Regions from separate parts of the Homo sapiens genome. Here regions 1 and 2 are each linked to region 3. The links are chromatin contacts, found by Hi-C or POLR2A ChIA-PET in ENCODE. All regions are on one chromosome and are shown on one strand. Each heading gives the region's core, a stretch centred on a gene start or an enhancer-like site at or near the end of the contact. The rest is flanking DNA. Distances are from core to core; before and after follow the strand shown.

Region 1 (4,120 bases), core at 349-2,848, 1.4 Mb before region 3:
CAAGTTCTTGCGTATTACACCAAATAAAATACATGACCCATTCTCTGAAAGAGACACTTACGCTGTATAAAGCACAGGTTTGAGAAACCTCCCTTTCCAAAACAAGGAAGTCTGATACATCTGCTTACCAGTGTAACACCCTTGATCATGTTCTGTACATGACTACAAATAGTCCGAACGGTAGCCAGTTCCTTTCTGTTACCCCACCATTTGTCAACCCGGAGCTGTAACAGAACAAAAAATGTATTCTTTCCAGAAATATGCAGGCTTAAAAGACAACAGACCACTTACCGAATTACTTTAAGATTCTAGAATTAACCCTTATCAAAGCACATGGTTTTCAACTGGAAAAATCCAACCACCTATAAAACCTCCCAACAGTTAAGCTTTGTAGAAGTTGCAACAAACTTCCCTTCTGGAAAATTAAATCATCAGGTTTAAATGACCTACTGCCGGTTCCTGTGATTTTTACAAAGCAATCACTAGGAAAATAAACCAAACTTCTAACACCATTAAGACGTGTCACTGATGACCACTATTACATTTGAGCTTTATATAATTGGCTGTGTTCAGAATCTGGTTTTTCAATTTCACTGAACAGGCTGGTATTCTGGACAGCAACATTTAAAGCTGAAGCACTGAACCTTAATTCGAAAATTGTTAAAGCAACCAAATGTGATGCTGTTATAAACCACCTTCCAACGAGCAACTGAATTATCAGAAGAAAAACCCTCACCCTCTTTTTTTTCTTTCCAAGAAGGCTGAGTTCTACATTGATGTGATTGAAGTCCCTCCGCAGGGTTCCTCTGGGGCCCTTCACGATAACTGTGCGTCCCTTCAGAGTAATGTCGACTAGAAGAGAGAACACACTCGTCAGGCCACACAACGCTTGGAACGTGCAGTAAAGATGTAAGTAAAAGACATCAAGTCTCATACCATTTTCTGGAATGTCGACAGTCTGATTGCTGAGAATAGTCTTCATTCTGAAACACAAACACTGGGGGTGAGGCCGACGCAAGGCCCGTTTTTCCACCAAACTACGCCGCACAGAGCTCCACTCCTACTGGAGACTGCCAGGCGGAAGTTCCAGACAAGATGTCGGAGGACGGGAGACCGACAGCGGGCCCCAGTGTGTCCCAGCCTGGAAGGAGCAGCCCCAAAGCGAGAATTACGAGGCCCAGCAGTCGAACTCCCACTCAGCCCAACCCTGGAAGTCCTATGCGGGCGGTGCCATCCCGGCAAGACTGAGGGGCGGGAATAGGCCAAAAAGCCCACAACAGGATTCGCATCTGGCGCCGCCAGGCTCATATGGCGCTTGCCGAGCTGGGGGACAAACAGGACAAGGTTCCGAGAGTGGGAGCCGCGCCGCAGCCTTTCCCAGAGCAGATGGTTTCAGATTCCCAGTACCCCCACGAGCACAGAAACATCCTTACCTCGCAGTAGACGCAGCAAAGAAAGAACGTCTGTCGTCATTACGTACTTGTATCGCGTAAGGGGCCTGCGTATTGCGTCATGAGTGCGCGACGCACGTAAGGCTAAAGCAGCCAATCGTGGAGCAGCTTGGCTGCTTGTCATAAATGGAGCGACGTAATTTCGACCTGTCCTTTCCCGGGAGTTAGCGATCCCTCAACCCCTGCACTGCGCTAGTCCTAAAGAGGAAATGTCTCTACGCTGCGGGGATGCAGCCCGCACCCTGGGGCCCCGGGTGAGCGGCGGGGCGAACGGGTTTGGGCGTGGGGTGGGGGGATCCTATCCCTTCAGAGCGCCCATGCCCAATAATAAAGGCCAGTGCATTTACTGAACATTTACTACTAGCCAACGGCAGTTTTAAACGTTTTTCGTGTAATCTCATGTAATTATCCCGCCAGCCCCATGATATAGAGTCTCTGGCATCAGTTTGTTTGCAAGTCTCTCTGGGCCAGCACCGAGGACTTATTTTCTGCTTAGAGTGGTTTGTACCCTATATTTATGGAGCACTGCAGTGAGCACCCCACATAGCTATTCTGTCTTGGACTCTTACTGTGTGTGAGACACCACTCTAGCCGCAGAGAACACAAACCTGTCCGCTAGGCTTCAGCGGCAGACATTGAGAAGTGCAGTAGCAATCGTGCAACACCCTAACAGGCACTCTTTGAGTTGTCGAAGGTTCTTTTGAGATACATGTGCAGACTCGTGGATTTTGTAGTGTTTTGGCTATCTCATACACGTTTGTGTTCAGATGTAAAAGCCGAATACCATGATTTCTTATGTTCTTGACTGCCACGTTCAAACACAGAAACAATGTAACCTAGAAAGTAAAAACGTTCATCCTGGCCAACATGGTGAAACCCCGCCTCTATTAAAAATACAAAAATTAGCTGAGCGTGGTGGCGTGCGCCTGTAGTCCCAGCTACTCGCCAGGCTGAGGCAGGAGAATCGCTTGAACCCGCGAGGCGGAGGTTGCAGTGAGCCGAGATCGCGCAACTGCACTCCAACCTGGGCGACAGAGCGAGACTCCATCTCAAAAAAAAAAAAAGAAAAAGAAAGTAAAAACGTTAGGCTTGGTTTTAACCTTCCAGTTGTCTGAAACTAATTGGGCATTATTAACCTACGTTTCAACAATTATTCAAAGCTCGAGAGATTTATTGCACACTTCACTTTAAACGCCCCTGATTCAAGTCAGGACCAGAACAGTTTTAAACTGTGGCACCTTCTTCAGTTATTGCAGTTCAATCTTGTTGAAAGACAAACATCTAGTTCCTGGTAGGTGGAGTACATGAAAGTGTGATATATGTTAGTTCCAGAGATTTTCGGGCCGGGTGCGGTGGCTTACGCCTGTAATCCCAGCACTTTGGGAGGCCGAGGCAGGTGGATCACCTGAGGTCAGGAGATCGAGACCATCCTGGCTAACATGGTGAAACCCTGTCTCTACTAAAAATACAAAAAAATTAGCCGGGCGTGGTGGCGGGCGCCTGTAGTCCCAGCTACTCAGGAGGCTGAGGCAGGAGAATGGCGTGAACCCGGGAGGCGGAGCTTGCGGTGAGCCAAGATTGCGCCACTGCACTCCAGCCTGGGCAACAGAGCAAGACTCCGTCTCAAAAAAAAAAAAAAAAAAACAGATTTCCAAATCTATTCTAAACTCAGTAGTAAACAGTCAACTCTTACTCTCTTTTAGGTTTGGTTCCTTCAGTCATCTTTTATATTCTAATGCCCTAGAATACTAGAGCTCCTAGTTTGACATAATTTCTGAATCACTTTTTTGGCTTTACCCTTCCGTTTAGGTGTTATGATGGGTTAAAACTAAATTATTACGGACTCCACTAAATAAACGTCATAATTAACTCTTTCTTTAGGTATTTGGGAGATATTTTTGCAGCCCAGTCAGACCGTTAAGCTCCTTGCCAGATAAAAAAAAGGAACTCCTACAGAATGGACCAGACCTTCAAGATTTTGTATCTGGTGATCTTGCAGACAGGAGCACCTGGGATGAATATAAAGGAAACCTAAAACGCCAGAAAGGAGAAAGGTAATTGAAAATTTGAGATAATTTTAACGTCCCGTTCCTTTATTGTGCATTATTTTCAGATATAACCAAGCCCTAGAATCTGTTTTTAATATCAGACTTGTTAAATTTAGCTAAAAATCATTAGAAAGATGTGATAACAGAACTAGATAGAACAAGTAAGCAGATGAAATTTTTGGAATCTTTCTCTTTTCTCTTGCCCTTACTATGTTACACTGCCATCTCCCCATTTTCTACCCAGCATCCAACTTCTTCAGAGTAAAGATTACTGCTTTGCTACTAGTCTGTTAGATCTGGGTTAGTAGCTGTTGATGATCTAACTTGTGCTTCTCCTAGTCAATTTACATGTGACCTATGGATACCTTGCCTTAATTTAAAAGAATGATGGAATTTTATGTAGAAGGTAGATTGAGTTGAAAGATAACTTAATCCTGCTCCTTCTATATCACAAGTGGATGGAAGTCATGGAGAACCAAGGATACACAGTCTCCAGTCCAAATTTTAGATCTTTTTTCCATTGAGTAACCACTATAAAATCTAGAATGTAGAGCAGACAGTGCACAGTTGTGATCTTTCCTCAGTCTAAACAAGTAGAGTACTTTTTGGCAGTATCATTCA
Region 2 (4,440 bases), core at 1,677-4,176, 1.1 Mb before region 3:
GCCCAGGAGTTTGAGACCTGCCTGGGCAGTATAGCGAGACCCCGTTCTCCACAGAAAGGGGGGAAAAAAGACAAAAAAAAAAAAAAAAAAAAAAAAGAAAGAAATTACCAGACCTTTTTTTGGAGAGGGGGAATTGTCTTTTTGTGGTTTTTCTCTTGAGACAGAGTCACCCTCTGTCACCCAGGCTGGAGTGCAGTGGTGTGATCTCCGCTCACTGCAACCTCCGCCTCCTGGGTTCAAGCGATTCTCCTGCCTCAACCTCCCAAGTAGTTGGGACTACAGCGCACGCCACCACACCCAGCTAAGTTTTTGTATTTTAGTAGAGTCGGGGGTCTCACCATGTTGCCCAGGCTGGTCTCGAATTCCTGAGCTCAAGCGATCCGCCCGCCTCGGCCTCCCAAAGTGCTGGGATTACAGACATAAATCAGGGCGCCCGGCCTGGACCCTTCTAACTGGTCCCCCTTTGAGTATTCCAAGTTTCTTCACATTCCAAGATTAGGATTGGACAGTGATAATGTAAAGTGCTCAAAAAGTTTTTGCACTCTTCAAAATAATTTTTTTAAGTCTACTGGCACAAATACATATAGCATTGCGTGATTTACATTACACCAATAATTCCTTGTACCATGACCTACGTATATGGTTGAGTCCTCTTAGGACCACTAGGGGGCTCTGCTAGAAGGGTTTATATAATTTATGTCAGCCCACTTAGGGGAAATGTTTTGAGATGATATTTTCGAATTCTGAACTCTTAAAACTTGAGAGAGATAATCTAATCCAGTTTTCTCGTTTCGTAGATGAGGAAATAAAAGCTGGCAAGAGAACTGCCATGGGAGAGAACTGGAATTTTAAAATCTCCTCTTGGTTCCTGGGGCGGGAGTTTAAGAAATTCTCTTTTGCCTTGTGCCCCCACTGATTCGCCTCCATTGGCTATTTCCATGTTTGCCACCACAATTTTAATTACTTTTGGTAAAACCATGTATTTGTGATATTTTTATAATAGATATTTTACTGATTGGCTAGGTGAAGAAAGTGCATGAAGTATAAACTTCTGAAATGACACCCTTATTACTTATTCCAAAATGTTCTATTCAAAATGCTTCTCAGTACCAAACCATTATTACTATGCACCTTAGAAACCACTTTCTTTTTTAAAAATTATTATCTTTAGAGACAGGATTTCACCATAGGGCCCAGGTTGGTCTCAAACTCCTGGGCTCAAGTGATCTGCTCCCCCTCGGCCTTCCAAAGTGCTGGGATTACAGGCGTGAGCCACCGCGCCCGACCAGAAACCACTTTCTTTTGTTTGTTTGTTTTTTGTTTTTTTTTGAGACGGAGTCTCGCTCCGTTGCCCAGACTGGAGTGCAGTGGCGCAATCTCGCTCGCTGCAAGCTCCGCCTCCCGGGTTCACGCCATTCTCCTGCCTCAGCCTCCCGAGTAGCTGGGACTACAGGCGCCCGCCACCACGCCCAGCTATTTTTTTTATATTTTTTTAGTAGAGACGGGGTTTCACCGTGTTAGCCAGGATGGTCTTGATCTCCTGACCTCGTGATCCGCCCGCCTCCGCCTCCCAAAGTGCTGGGATTACAGGCGTGAGCCACCGCACCTGGCCCAGAAACCACTTTCAAACTTACTTTCCACTTAAAATATTTTATACTTTTTGTTTTGTTTTGTTTTGTTTGAGACAGAATCTTGCACTGTGGCCCAGGCTGGAGTGCAGTGGCGCGATCTCGCTCACTGCAACCTCCGACCCCCAGGTTCAAGCGATGTTCCTGCCTCAGCCTCCAGAATAGCTGGGATTACAGGTGCCTGCCACCACACCTGGCTGATTTTTGTATTTTTAGTAGAGATGGGGTTTCACCATGTTGGCCAGACTGGTCTCGGACTCCTGACCTCAAGCGATCCGCCGCGCCAGCAAAAACGTTTTAGTCTTATCTGTACTCATTTACTCATTCAATATTTATTGAGTGCCTACTATCACCAGGCACCTTTGAGGCCTAGGTTTACAGAAATAAGGCTCCCCCTCCCCCACCCCGAGTCCCCTGAAGGGTACTGTAATTGTTTCCATTTCTCCAATTTTCACTTTAATATATGTGAATTTTCACATGCTTCATTCAGTTCAGTGGTTCTCATAATGTGGTCCCGGAACCAGCACCAACAGCAGCAGCAACTGGGAGACTTGTTAGAAGCGCAGTCTTAGGCCCACCCTACACTCTAGGGATGGGCATAGGAGTGTGTGTGTGTGTGTGTGTGTGTGTGTGTGAGAGAGAGAGAGAGAGAGAGAGAGAGATTGTGTGTGTGTGTCAAGCTCGGTATTAAATAGGTCAAAGAGCAACATCTGGCTTCTAAACCCACCCTCAGGCCTCTCCACCGAGTACCTGTCTCAAACCCAATCTGATCCAACAATAACCAGCCTTAATTCAATAATCTGTGCTACCTGAGATGATGGGAATAATCGTGGTACTATAAATGTTGCAGAACAAAAACGACTGCAGTAGATTTTCTGGGGCTACACCAACTGAAAATGGGCCGGACCGAGATCCGGGAGAGCGTTTTCCTGCGCTAGACACGGCGTTCAGCCTCCGGGTTCCGGGTCTAGCTGAGTCAGGGCGGCGTTCCAGCCGAGTGCGGCGTCGGAAACCCGTTCGGTTGCGCCCGAACCTTCGGTCAGAGGCCAGCGCTGGAAGCCCAGACCACAGCACCCGGGTTTAAACAGGAGCGGAGGCGCCGGGAAGGGCCGGGGGGGCCGGCTAGGGCCGGCCAGCTTGGAAGCCGCACCCTCGCGGCCCCAGACGCCGGCAGGGCGGAGCCACGCGGCCGCAGCCCCAGCCGAGACGCGAGCTCGTGGCTCGGGCGTATGGGGGCTCCAACGGGAGCGGCTGCGCCGCCCGGCCGGGTCAACGTCGTGCGCATGCGCCGACCCGGCGCCATTTTGGTGGCCGGGCGCGGAGGTGATTCCACACTGAGGCGAGCGCGGCGGCCGGGGTGGTAGTGGCAGTGTTCGTGTGCTCAGGTCTGAATCGCCGAGGGAGGAGGCGGTGGAGGAAGAGGTGGCGGCGGTGGCGGTGGTCGTAGCGGTGGCGGAGGAGGCGGGTACGAATCAGCTGCGGGCGGAGACATGGCCAACATCGCGGTGCAGCGAATCAAGCGGGAGTTCAAGGAGGTGCTGAAGAGCGAGGAGGTCAGAAATGAACTCCCGGATATCCCCCACCTCTGCCTGGGGCGGGAGGGTCCTCCCAGCTGCGACCCCGATATCCCCGGTAGTCCCTGGGTGGTCCTCCTTGCGGCCGCCCTTCTGCCTGTGAGGAAGCAGCAGTGTTCCCCTCCTCCTTCCGCCGCCTTCCCCTCCCCTCCCAGAGCGCTAGGATGGACGGTCTCGCGGGCGGGTGGTCTGGGGTGGAACATGGTTTGGGGAGGTGATGGACAGGGGGCAACTCCTCGGAGGGATGGAAGCTCACAAGAGAACCCGAGGCGGTGGCCGCAGCTGGAAATGTGGCTGTGGGGTGGGGAGGGAGCAGGCCGAGCCTGAGAAAACCCGGGAAGTGGGTTGGGGGAAGGGGAAAGGTGGTAACTGGATCCCAAGAGCAGTGCTGCTCGAAGGCCCACACTTTTGAGGGTATTCGGGGTTATTGCCTGTCAGGCCTTCACTGTTCTTTTCTTGGGGAAGGAGCAGTGAGTCCTTAGGTATTGATTAAAAAGGAAGGACATTCAGAGTTAGTCCTTCTTAGTTGGGTGTTAGGAGTCAAAGGGAGACATAATAGAATACTGTCTTATTTGGTGGCAGGGGTAAGGGAATTTTCACCTGAGTTAGCAAGTTAATTCCAAATAAGATAATTATCTCTTTTCCACTTAACCCCCAAATTCCTAGGCCTCATCTTTATTGACATCTCAATCTTTTGAGTGGGCAAAGGCAAGGTGTTTGGTGTATTAAAGACATGTAAATATTTTTAGTTAGGAAACAAATAATGGAATGTATGAGTAGCTTATTTCAAAATATTGTTTACAAGTTACAGATCAGAGAGACTGTCTTAAGACAGTGCCTCTGTGACTCGTGTTGTGCCACGAAACTTCATTATGATGTCCCTCATAGTTAACTTGATTCTTACTTTTGAAAAGCAGACCTATTAAAAATGTGAAATTTCACCAGATTAATACATTGTTTCATCTCCTTATTGAGATTTATCACGACTTAACAGATTTTCAAAAAAGTTGCCTCCCGTTGCTCTTAAGTCCTGCAGAATTTAGATACATTTGTACTACGTTTATTTATGTAAGATATTCACAGTGCTCTAGTAATTTGACTCAAAATTATGCAAGTATTAGTACAGTTTCTCATACCAAGATCAACAAGAATGCCAGATTGTCTTCCCCACATGAATTAAACAAAAAGTAATACAGAAAATGATTATTTTCAAGATTCACATACCATTATTGAATATA
Region 3 (4,490 bases), core at 783-3,282:
GTCTCACTCTGTCGGCCAGGCTGGAGTGCAGTGGTGCAATCAAAGCTCATTGTAGCCTCGACCTCCTAGACTCAAGCGATCCTCCCGTCTCAGCCTCCCAAGTAGCTGGGACTACAGGCATGTGCCACCACACCTGGCTCAAAATATATTTTTTCTAAATGATGAACGCAACCTTGCCTCCCTGTAACTTCTGCTTGTAGGATCTAGTTTTGCTTTCTGGAGTGGCACAGAACAAGTTGACCTTGTCAGCTGCACCAGAGCCCATGTAACTGGCAGGAACTCACCTGTCCTTTTCTGTTAAGAGTCACATTACACTCAATCTCTCACCAATTCTCTGTTGTTGGGATTCCTTACCAAGTATCCACAATTTGATAACATCTTTCACATCAATCACAGTTGCTCAGGTCAAATACATGGCATGTTTTATTGAGGGAATTTGTGAAGGCTGGCACATGATAGGCATTCAATAAATGGTAGGTACCATATTATAAATGAGGAAAAAGAAGTCAAACAAAAAGCCTACTTTGAAATACTGTCTCCTTATCCATGAGGGATTTTTCTTTTTTCTTTTTTTTTTTTGAGGTGGAGTCTCGCTCTGTTGCCCAGGCTGGAGTGCAGTGGTGCCATCTCGGCTCACTGCAACCTCTGCCTCCCAGGTTCAAGAAATTCTCCTGCCTCAGCCTCCCGAGTAGCTGGGATTACAAGCGTGTGACACCATGCCTGGCTAATTTTTATATTTTTAGTAGAGACGGGGCTTCGCCATGTTGGCCAGGGTGGTCTCGAATTCCTGACCTCAGGTGATCCGCCCACCTCGGACTCCCAAAGTGCTGGGATTACAGGCATGAGCCATTGCGCCTGGCCCCACGAGGGGTGTTTTTTAATAAATATTTGCACTCATATGAATTATACTAAGACTTGCTAAAATGTACCCAGTGACCCTTCCCTCCCAGCTTATCTTTCTATTGATGCTATTGCAAAGGGCAGGTCCCATCTGCAAATAAGGATAAGACAGCAGCAAACGGATTGGATCCAAACATCGCACTTCTGGCACTTTAGGACAAAGGGCTTTCTCTCCTCTTTGTTTCACCTGTGCAGGGCCTAGCATGAGATCCAAAATAGAATTCAAAAGGTAAGCCCACATGAGAACACGGTGTAATTATAGGGTTCCTGGGCTATACAAAAATGTGGGTTGTTGACAGTCTGTACAAGGTCTGGAGGAAGAATGAGTCCTGTTTTCAAGACTGGATGCTTTTATTTTCTGACTGCACTTTGAAAAAATCTTGTTTTGAGAGTGGGAGGAATCAGGAAGCGAAAGTACGTAAGAAACTTCATCTTTCCAGATGGCCAATCCAGAATGACCCCCCGCAAAACACACACATGTAAGACTCTGGTTTTCTGTTCTTTTTAACCCAATGTCACATGTATCACATGCAGGCATCACTAATTTCACAAAGTTCAGGCTCTCGCTTGGTAAGCTTAACTTACTTTCTCCTTCTTTGCAAGCTTAAAAAGATGCTAAGTTTTTTAGCCTCCGAAAGGAGTATCCCAGGTACTCGTCACCTGGGTAAACACACAGGCTTAGCAGGGAATTCTTCACCAGGCACGCTCATGAGACACAGTGTGTAAATAGCAGATCTGAAATTCTACCACCTGCAATTATCGAGGTGGCTTGGGCAAACTAGAATCTGTAGCCCTCTCTAGAACAGGGTCCTGGTGTTAATATTCAGAGCAACTGCCTCCCAGCGAGGACACTCACATAAACAAGGAGGATAGGAACTAGCGAACACCTGAAAATGTCCTCCCCATTGACTCTGATGGGACTGGCTGTTATTTTACATGAAGGAGCTCACATCCACATGCACAGCCCTCATCCTCCAGAACTTTCCACCACCTGCCCCCGCCAGGGTCTCCTCAAAGTGATTTAAAAAGTCAGTGAAACCTGCAAATTCTCCTAATCACACTCTCTGGAAGACCAGCCCTGCAGGTGTCACCGCCCACTCTATGCTGTCTCTCCCTCTTAACCACTGGACTATGACAGCAGCACATCACAGGGGAAAACAGCCACCAGCAGAGGGCAGTCACAACACCAGTGTGGCAGGAAATACCAGCTGAGGACTCATCACTTCCAGCTCCCAACCAGGCAGGGAGGTTACATGACACCAACTCCGACACAAAGAGGAGATCTGCCTTCGTGTCTCTCCGCTTTGCCCAGCAGGAACCACCATCATTCATTCAAGGAGAATTATCTCCAAATTCCCTTATTCCATCAAAAGTGGAGTTTTTATTAAGTGGTAGAGCTATGGAATCATGGAGCTTAAAGTCCCCAATCAATCAAACGGGCAGGCGGACATGCAGAGCATTGGAAAAACACAACTGAGGTCAAAATCTCTTGTTTCATAGGTATGTCTTTTCTGTGGTTCTATCCTTCTTGTGGTGGAGAGGGAGGACCATATATTTTGGCTAATAATTGACACTGAAACTGAATCAGTGCTTCTGGCTAGGCTAGTAGCCTAGTGCCAACCCTTACCAATCAAATTCTAGAGAATATGTAATATAAGCACTAATATTATTTATTTATTTATTTATTTATTTAGAGACAGAGTATCCCTCTGTCACCCTGGCTGGAATGCAGTGGTGCCATCTTGGCTCACCGCAACCACTGCCTCCCAGGTTCAAGTGGTTCTCCTGCCTAGGCCTCCCAAGTAGCTGTGATTACAGGTGCCCACCACCACGCCTAGCTAATTTTTTGTATTCTTAGTAGAAATGAGATTTTGCCATGTTGGCCAGGCTGGTCTTGAACTCCTGACCTCGAGTGATCCACCTACCTCGGCCTCCCAAAGTGTTAGGATTACAGGCGTGAGCCACCACGCCCGGCCATGATATTAATTTTTCCAGAAGCATGAAAAGCCTCCTTCTACAACATGGCACATAACCTATTTCCATCACATTCACTCCCTGCCACACTGATGAGATTTTTCTCAGTCGTTAGTGAGTGACCACATTGGTGTTAGACTTAATCACTCAGCCCATCACCTTCCACAACCAGGGTCAAACACAGTAGAGAATGAGGAACGCAGATGCAATTCCAGACTCTGTTTTAAATGCTGGTGATAAGAGGCGAAACAAAACAAAACAAAACAAAAGTTCTGCCTTTCAAAGACAAGGATGGTTGTGAGGATGGCAATGCGACATGAAGAAAGCAAGTGAGCTTTGCCAGACACGTTAAGACACCACGAAGGGGGGAGAAGTGAAAATCGGCCGGTTACCTCTCTCTGAATCCGGGAAGGCGTGAGGGAACAGAGCAGAAACAACACGTTAGCATTCACACGGCATCCCGCCAATAACACAGCCCCGTTAACAGCGAGTCTGAGCACTGACAGCTCATCTAATTTCCCAACTCTGCAGCAATTAATAGGCTTTCCGTGCTTATTTTAGGTCAACTGTATCACCCAGAAGTGTGTATTTTGAGCCACATTATGATGAAGCCAAGAGATGCCAGCTGAATTTACAGAGGCAACATATCAACTGGGGGAGGTAATCAAGCTTAAAATATCACAGTCAAATACAGGAAACTGTTTGCAGTAAACACTGGCAGAGGACGTGTCTTCATTTTCCAGTTCCACCTGCTCCCAATAAAAAACATACAGAAACAACGGCATGGACATAGCCTTACCTGTTTTACCGACATTCCTGACACTCTATTAACAGAGCCACATCACTGGAATCCAGGCACTTTTCCTGAGATGCATCCTTACAGGGCAACAGGGAGGGAGGGAGGCAGCACAGGTCAAGGGCGGGTGGGAAGTGGGAGAGACAGGAGATGACAGCTCAATGGGGGAGAGATCAGAGACGTCCCAGGAAAGAGAGGAATGGAACGGAGAGAGGAACACAGTGCAAGTCTGGTTGGGGCCACACTCTTGGAGTTCCCTCCCTGAGCTACCCAGAGCTGTCCTGAGCTGCCTGGGACCCTAATGAAGTCACTTAATCCCCTGACCCATGGTGCTCACACCATTCCTTTCTGGCATTGTCACAGCCGATTTGCATGCACCGTACACAGAGCAACTAGACCGAAGAGCATGGAGCACTGGATAGATAACGAGGAGGAAAGGAAGAAACCCAATGTTTACAGAAACCCGTTCTCTCGGGCACTCTATGGCCAGGGTCATGGAGCGGCCAGCAGGGCCCTGCAGGGATGGAGCTAAAATCATGGCATGAAACGCCAAGTGCACCAGACAGTGAACCACAAAGTCATTAAGTGGAAAGGAAGAGCTGCTCACCCTGAGGCGGAACAATGACCATGGCACACTAGTAAGTGGAGCAAAAACAAAGCCAAGCTGTTTTTATAAAACAAGCATGGTCTTATAAAAACAACAAAATGTTTGCATGTGTATTTTAATATATACACAGTAAAAAACTTGGAATATAATACCCGAACTGTCAACTGTAATATGGAAAGAGGATTATGGAGGATTTTACTTTATCTCTTTGAA

What was found. Hi-C counts contacts between places; a loop is a spot of excess contacts on that map. ChIA-PET counts read pairs that join two places held with the same protein, here RNA polymerase II (POLR2A). Pooled maps may share reads with other maps.
Region 1: a loop to region 3 is called in a map of naive thymus-derived CD4-positive, alpha-beta T cell, with 4 times the contacts of the local background. The contact joins the promoter of LIAS here to the enhancer-like site in region 3. A Hi-C loop is called at or near these places in 2 of 168 maps with a recorded cell type or tissue (CD4-positive, alpha-beta memory T cell and naive thymus-derived CD4-positive, alpha-beta T cell) and 10 of 50 pooled maps. POLR2A ChIA-PET finds 5 or more read pairs at or near these places in 1 of 52 experiments (activated naive CD4-positive, alpha-beta T cell).
Region 2: a loop to region 3 is called in a map of CD4-positive, alpha-beta memory T cell, with 19 times the contacts of the local background. The contact joins the promoter of UBE2K here to the enhancer-like site in region 3. A Hi-C loop is called at or near these places in 4 of 168 maps with a recorded cell type or tissue (CD4-positive, alpha-beta T cell, CD4-positive, alpha-beta memory T cell and naive thymus-derived CD4-positive, alpha-beta T cell) and 8 of 50 pooled maps.

What each region holds. Positions count from the first base shown.
Region 1 is chr4:39,457,458-39,461,577 of GRCh38, forward strand. LIAS (lipoic acid synthetase) reads left to right here and starts at 1,599. Exons shown (of 11, transcript NM_006859.4): 1 at 1,599-1,705; 2 at 3,333-3,505. The coding sequence starts at 1,661. It overlaps RPL9 (ribosomal protein L9), which reads right to left and starts at 1,465. Exons shown (of 8, transcript NM_000661.5): 1 at 1,434-1,465; 2 at 937-983; 3 at 737-852; 4 at 129-224. The coding sequence starts at 982. RefSeq lists enhancers at 466-1,216, 1,412-1,706, 2,077-2,126 and a silencer at 1,647-1,696.
Region 2 is chr4:39,695,210-39,699,649 of GRCh38, forward strand. UBE2K (ubiquitin conjugating enzyme E2 K) reads left to right here and starts at 2,927. Exons shown (of 7, transcript NM_005339.5): 1 at 2,927-3,181. The coding sequence starts at 3,119. RefSeq lists an enhancer at 2,481-2,540 and a silencer at 2,621-2,910.
Region 3 is chr4:40,839,104-40,843,593 of GRCh38, forward strand. The region is part of intron 12 of APBB2 (amyloid beta precursor protein binding family B member 2); the gene reads right to left. Among named protein-coding and RNA genes, the nearest start is that of NSUN7, 91 kb to the left of the region's middle. RefSeq lists enhancers at 1,486-1,575, 1,596-1,695, 1,847-2,348. Within about 2 kb of position 2,033, at least 7 of the 41 ENCODE cell types and tissues checked have a DNase peak (open chromatin) inside an H3K27ac peak, as active enhancers do.